Regions from separate parts of the Homo sapiens genome. Here region 1 is linked to region 2. A link is a contact called in ENCODE Hi-C or POLR2A ChIA-PET data. All regions are on one chromosome and are shown on one strand. Each heading gives the region's core, a stretch centred on a gene start or an enhancer-like site at or near the end of the contact. The rest is flanking DNA. Distances are from core to core; before and after follow the strand shown.

What was found. A loop is a pair of places that touch in the nucleus more often than their neighbours do. ChIA-PET counts read pairs that join two places held with the same protein, here RNA polymerase II (POLR2A).
Region 1: a map of endothelial cell of umbilical vein shows a loop between it and region 2 (2.9-fold over the local background). The contact joins two enhancer-like sites. A Hi-C loop is called at or near these places in 1 of 168 maps with a recorded cell type or tissue (endothelial cell of umbilical vein). POLR2A ChIA-PET finds 5 or more read pairs at or near these places in 4 of 52 experiments (OCI-LY7, T-cell, activated naive CD4-positive, alpha-beta T cell and 1 more).

What each region holds. Positions count from the first base shown.
Region 1 is chr2:24,823,911-24,827,515 of GRCh38, reverse strand. It overlaps ADCY3 (adenylate cyclase 3), which reads left to right. Exons shown (of 22, transcript NM_004036.5): 16 at 1,390-1,471; 17 at 2,980-3,138. Among named protein-coding and RNA genes, the nearest start is that of CENPO, 32 kb to the right of the region's middle. RefSeq lists enhancers at 932-1,490, 1,491-2,050. Within about 2 kb of position 1,460, at least 5 of the 41 ENCODE cell types and tissues checked have a DNase peak (open chromatin) inside an H3K27ac peak, as active enhancers do.
Region 2 is chr2:24,701,454-24,704,690 of GRCh38, reverse strand. The region is part of intron 11 of NCOA1 (nuclear receptor coactivator 1); the gene reads right to left. Among named protein-coding and RNA genes, the nearest start is that of PTRHD1, 90 kb to the left of the region's middle. Within about 2 kb of position 1,735, at least 2 of the 41 ENCODE cell types and tissues checked have a DNase peak (open chromatin) inside an H3K27ac peak, as active enhancers do.

The DNA of each region.
Region 1 (3,605 bases), core at 211-2,710, 120 kb before region 2:
CACTCACAGCCCTTCTTCTAGAGACAGGAATATAACAGGCCCAAGCCCCGGGATCTCACCCTCCCGGGAGGCACGTGACCTGATACGTGCAGGTTAGAGAAGCTGGCATGGGTTCCTCCAGGAGGGCTGCAGCAGTGCAGTGAGGAGGGAAGGAAATACCAGGTGGATGGCAGCTGCATGTAACTGGCTGGCAGGACAGACAGGCAGCAGGAAAATGAGGAGGGAGGAAGACGCTTTGGATTTGGACCTGGCTTCTGAGCCTGCAGCAGGCAGTAATTCTCTGTGGGTCACAGGCAGGTCCGTTTCCATGAGTTGCAATTTCATCTCTTGAGGAGGATACTGAACCAGAAGTTCTCTAAGGTCCCTGCCAGTGCCAAGGTTTTAAAATTTTATGATTCCATGACTTGAACAGACCTTCAAGGAAGTTTAGAAATAAAAAGATGACCTAATAGAAGAGGGGTAAAACCTGCATAGCCCTTAGCAAAAGAAGAACTCTAAATGGCCACTAATAAATGGCACTCAAGTAATCAAGGAAATGCCAGTTACACCCTAGTGAGATACCATCACACACGTACCGGTCCAGATAACTCTGACAATATCAAGTACAATAGTAACTCTTACACTCCTGGTGGGAGTATGAGTTAGTACAACCGTGTTAGAAAATATTTTGATCTATTTAGTAAGGTTGAAAATAAACCTGTGTCCCAGCAATTCCACTCCTACATACACACCCACGCAGACGTGTGTATATGTGTATATATATATATACACACATCTTAGAGAAATTCATGCACATACTCATGTCCCAGGATATATGTATGAGAATGTCCAAAGTGGCACTGTTCGTAATAGACATACCCCCTCCCCCAAAACAAATGAAAACAACCCAAATGACATCAACAGGAAATGGATACATAACTGGTATATTCATGCAGTGAAATACCATACGGTAATGGAAACTAACCACAGCTCCACATAAAAATATGTATGAACAAGGTAAAAAGCCATGGTGAGATTGTACCCCAGTCCCATGGCTATGAAATCCCATCACTGATGTCTCTTGCTTCTCCAAATTCCTGCATGGTTGTAGCTACCTCTGTGATCAGTCAGGCAATGCAGTGTTTCTTAAATACCTGGGGAGCAGCCCTGATGTGAATACCAGGTGCAGCCAGGAGGGGCCAGGGGTTGCCTGGCTGTTGGAGAGGAGCCCAGTGAGTTAAGAAAATTTTACTGCCCGGGGGAGCCCGACTTGATGTGAAAGGGCCTAAGGAGCCGGGGTGAGCTCTAGGGCTGGGGTGGCAGGAAGCAGCACCATCTAGTTGGAGGGAATCAGGCCCCCTCCAGGAGGCAGATGACAGCCCTTTCAGTTGCACACGCTCTGCCCAGCAGGCTGCCCCTGGTGCCTTCCAAGTACTCTATGACGGTGATGGTGTTCCTCATGATGCTCAGCTTCTACTACTTCTCCCGCCACGTGAGTGCCGCCTGCACGATCCCCGCTCTGTGCCCACAGCCCACAGGGCCTCCTGAGAAGCAGCCCTGGGACCTAAGAGCCCAAGCTCCTAAGGAATGGGGCTTCCCTTCACCCAGCCCCACACGTGAGCCTGGTCAGGCCACCGCCTTCTCTATTCAGGCTCCTTCCTCAGTCACACAGGAAGACAGTTCCTCACCTCTTCCGTCCGACCCCCTCCAGGATGGTGAAGGAAGCATGGGAGTGAAGGTGGGAGGGGATAGAGTGAAGGCACAAACATCTTGAATCAAATCAATATCCCCTAGGCCAGGGGCTCATGGCCCCCGCACTCCCCGTGGCGCTGAGGGACATTAACACAACTGACCACAGAGCCAGAAGAGAAAGAGAAGGGAGCTGATGGACTTTCTGTTGGGTTAAAAGGAAAAGAGAAGGCCGGTGCAGTGGCTCATTTTGGGAGGCTGAGGGTGGAGGATCACTTGAGTCCAGGAGTCTGAGACCAGCCTGGGCAATATGGTGAAACCCTGTCTCTACTAAAAAATACAAAAATTAGCCAGGCATGGTGGCCCGCACCTGTAATCCCAGCTACTTGAGAGGCTGAGGCAGGAGGATTGCTTGAATCTAGGAGGTTGAGGCTGTAGTAAGCTGAGATCACACCACTGCACTCCAGCCTGGGTGACAAAGTGAGACACCCCCCCCGCACCCCCCCCCCCCCCGCCACAACCACCGCACTCAACCGGACAAAAAAGGAAAAGAGAAGGAAGAGAGGGAAGAGAAAGATCCTCTGTACTTAGGGCCCAATGTTAGTTCAAGTGCCCCCTACTGGCTTTCCAGGGAAGTACAGCCTTCCCAAGCCACTTCTTACCCAAATGGCGCCTGCTAGAAAGGGGGACTCCACCCTGAGTTGGGAGATCCCCACTGCTGCCACCTCCACGAGACAGACCTGCAGCTGAAATTAGGTCCCAAGAGGCCCCCTACACACGGAAGGCCTCCTGGATCTCTGCTGTAATTACGGAGGCTGGGAACCGCACCACTATTGGGTGGCCTTTTGATGAGGTGCAATCTTTGCAGGGTCTTACTTCCCTTGCCATTTAGCCATCTTCCTTCCAGCCTTTCCAAGGGGAGTTCCTCCATTCACGTTCCTGTTTTTCTTCTTTTTTTGAGACTGAGTCTCACTCTTTTGCCCAGGCTGGAGTGCAGTGGTGCGATCTCGGCTCACTGCAACCTCTGCCTCCTGGGTTCAAGTTGATTCTCCTGCCTCAGCCTCCCGAGTAGCTGGGATTACAGGTGCCCGCCACCATGCCCGGCTAATTTTTGTATTTTTAGTAGAGACAGGGTTTCACCATGTTGGTCAGGCTGGTCTCGAACTCCTGACCTCAGGTGATCCGCCTGCCTCGGCCTCCCAAAGTGCTGGGATTACAGGCATGAACCGCCACGCCTGGCCATTCCTGTTTTTCATCCTTCTATCCAGTGGCCAGCTTAGAGCACATGCCTCGCCTTGTCTGTGTCTGTAGGTAGAAAAACTGGCACGGACACTTTTCTTGTGGAAGATTGAGGTCCACGACCAGAAGGAACGTGTCTATGAGATGCGACGCTGGAACGAGGCCTTGGTCACCAACATGTTGCCTGAGCACGTGGCACGCCATTTCCTGGGGTCCAAGAAGAGAGATGAGGTGAGGGGTGTGGTCTCAGCCCGGAACCATGAGGCCATTTGTCTCCATCTGTTCTTTCTTTCAGGCAGCCCCCGCTGGGCCCAGGCCTTCTCAGGGACAGGGGACTGGGGCCTAGGTAGGGCTGAACCTAAACAGCAAACACAAATAAGCAAAAGAGGAATTTCTCCGGCCTCTTATAAAGTGCACTGCTGTAGGCATCGTGATGTGGGCCGTACAGCTCTGAGGCCATGTGTCAGAAGACAAGACTTTGGCTAGAGCCCACCTTTCTGTTGCCTGTGAACTTCTCCAAACAGAGTGGTTCCCAGCTCTACGGTACCCTCGTCTTCACAGCTGGGGCTGTTAGAGGAACTAGAGAAGCTGTTTTAAAATTTATTCAAAGTAGTGGCCGGGCACAGTGGCTCATGCCTGTAATCCCGGCACTTTGGGAGGCCGAGGCGGGTGGATCATCTGAGGTCAGGAGTTTGAGA
Region 2 (3,237 bases), core at 486-2,985:
AGCAATTCTCCTGCCTCAGCCTTCCAAGTAGCTGGGACTACAGGCACCCACCACCATGGCTAATTTTTGTATTTTTAGTAGAGGCAGGGTTTCACCATGTTGGTCAGGCTGGTCTTGAACTCCTGACCTCAAATGATCCATTCACCTTGGCATCCCAAAGTGCTGTGATTACAGGCGTAAGCCACCGCGCCTGGCCCAACCTTAATCTTTCTCTATACTGGGGGCAGCTCTTCAAATTTATTGTCTCCATTAAAAATACCAGGAAATATTTTTCTCCCCTCTCACTCTCAGTATTATCTTTAACAAGTTTGTTTTCTCTTTTGCTGGTTTTTTTTTAAATAACAGCTCTACTAAGATATGACTGACACACCATAAAATTTACTAAGTTTTGATCAGTTTACAGAGTTCCTTAACTAATATTCAAATTTAACTTTTCACTCAGGAATGTGAATCACTAAGGTCCCATTTGACAAGTTATTTATAAATATGTGTAAAATCTGTGTACTATTTTTAATGTTTGAATTTTTAAAGTTTAGTAAGCAAATTAAGATGTAGCCAATGGTTATTAGTATAAGGAACAAAAACTAAGTTAAGGCAGTCAAGTCACTTTATAAGTAGCATAATTTACTCTTGTCTTAAAGCTTTACTAACAGCAGAAAAAATTCTAATCATGTAAGTATTTATTAAATACGTAAAGGCTATGCCAGACTATTATGTAATAAAATATCACTGATGTTTTAATAATACCATATAATTCTATTTTAAGAAAGATTGAGTACTACCACAAATGACTATTATAATTTAGCCTGTGATAAAATGTTAGTCCAATTTTTCAAAGACATTTCAAAGGGGCTTTGATTACATTTTAAAGGCCATGAGAAAGAGGCTTAAAATTACCAATTAATAAATAATTTTTGAAGTTACATGTTACTTAAACAAGACATGTTCTATTTTATTGTCCTGTGTATACAGTACCAACTGAAAAAGGTATAGTTTAATGTAAATCTATACCATAATATATCTGCTTAAGTACCAAAACCAGAATATAAATTTAATTGAAAGGATAAGACTTATATTTGACCAACCACATTCTTTACACACCTGGCAATTTCAGCTAAATCACTGGCATACTTACTAAATATAATGTATCTAAACTAGGAAAAATTCCTGAATTTAGGGAAGCCTATTAATTTAATACAAGACAATTACCACACTTTATGTTTTGAAATTAGATTATTTGTTTTGGATGAGAATGTATGGACTAAGATTTGGCATTTAATAATTCATTCAGCCATTCTTGGAAATGAGAAAGAGGCAATATTTAATATGGTAAAACTTCAATTAATTAGAACTCAGTAAGACTCTCCAGTTAACTAAAAGTCTGGTGCTTAATTGTTCAGATGAAGAGGTCAAAGGAAGGCAGCATAAATCAATGAAAAGAGTAACAGCCTAGGAGTCAGATTCAGGCTTGACCTCTCACTGTCATTTACAAGTTTAAGACTTAATGCAAATTAACATTCACCCATCTCAGTCAACTCATTACTAAAACTGAGCCAACAACATTGTAAGATAATATCTAGCACGGAGCCTAGCATGGAGTACATATCAGGTATTGAATGAGTATTTCCTCAATAAACATCAGAGGGAAAAAAACCCAACAAATACGCAGCTTCCAAAGTATTTATGTTCTGAGTCACACACATAGTCAATCCCTAGACACTATTTATGGCAACAGCTTCAACTCTGAATAACAATCACTAATACTTTGAATTAAGAGATGAGTAAGGTAGCCACAGCTCCTTACAGAGTTGGTTCAATAAACATTTGCCGTACACATCAAATTTTCCCTTTAAGTGGGTTTCAAGGTTTAGTTTTGGAATCCCATTTTGTTTATAGGTCCTGGCCTAGTTTTCTGACCTAATTTTGTCATCTTTATACCTAGTATTCTGATCTCTGATTCCTGTGTCCATTTCTAAACTCCTTAGAACACTTAGTGAGGAAAGATAATATTGAAGGACTATTATTGACACCTCAGAATCCTTCCAAAGAACCTTTAACATGACAGCCGCTTTTATTTATTTATTTTTTATTTATTTTTATCCCTAGAATAGGCCTCAACAGAGCTACAAAGCAAAAGAAACATTAAATTTTCCCTGGTTACAGCAGCTGTAGAAGCAAAGTTTTTGGGTTTTTGATCCCTCCCAATTTGGTGCTGAGATAACCTCAAACAAGCATGCCTGACTGATATTAACAAAATAGGCAGGTGAAAAAATGTGTGGCAGGGTACTATGGGTCAATGCCGGTAGAGGTTTATTTTTCTTTGTGGTAGTCACCTAAATATATGCAGAAAAAGATAAAGAATTAAAAAATTGTTATTAGGTACAGAAAAAATAATTACCCCTAGATGTTCTAAAATTCTCAATCACCAATGAGTAAACTCTATTATATCAAAATCACTAAGAGGACAGTAAACTCACATTTTAAATATTTTTAACAAAGTTTGACATAAAAAGATTTTCAGTTGTTACATGGACCGTGGACTTAATCACATTACACAAGTCTCAAAGAACATTCTAATTAATCATTGATATCGGTACTTTATGTTTTATAGCAATGCTTCCAAACTTAATACCATAAACCCTTTCCAGCTTTGACTCATGATATATTTTTTTTCTTTTTTTGAGACAGGGTCTCCCTCTGTCACCCAAGCTGGAGTGCAGTGGCATGATCTCGCCTCACTGCAACCTCCGCCTCCTGGGTTCAAGGGATTCTCCTGCCTCAGACTCCCGAGTAGCTGGGATTACAGGCTCATGCCACCACGCCTGGCTAATTTTTGTATTTTTAATAGGACAGGGTTTCGCCATGTTGGCGAGGCTGATCTCAAATTCCTGTGCTCAAGCGATCCTCACACCTCAGCCTCTCAAAATACTGGGATTACTGGCGTGAGCCACCATGGCTAGCCTTAACTATATTTTTTAAAAGATGAAAATGGCTTTATTTTAATATAAAGTTAATAGAGAGATGAACAAAGAACAAGTCAAGTCATTTGTAATTCCATCATGCAGAGATAAACAGTTAAAATTTTGTTAATTTTCTAGAATTGGATAAATAGAAAGATATGTAAAAGTGAGATCATATTATATATGCTGTGCTCTCTTGGTCTACTCTTTTTTTTTTTTTTTTTGAGACAGTGTCTCACTCTGTCACCCAGGTTTGAGTGCAGTAGCATGATCAAGG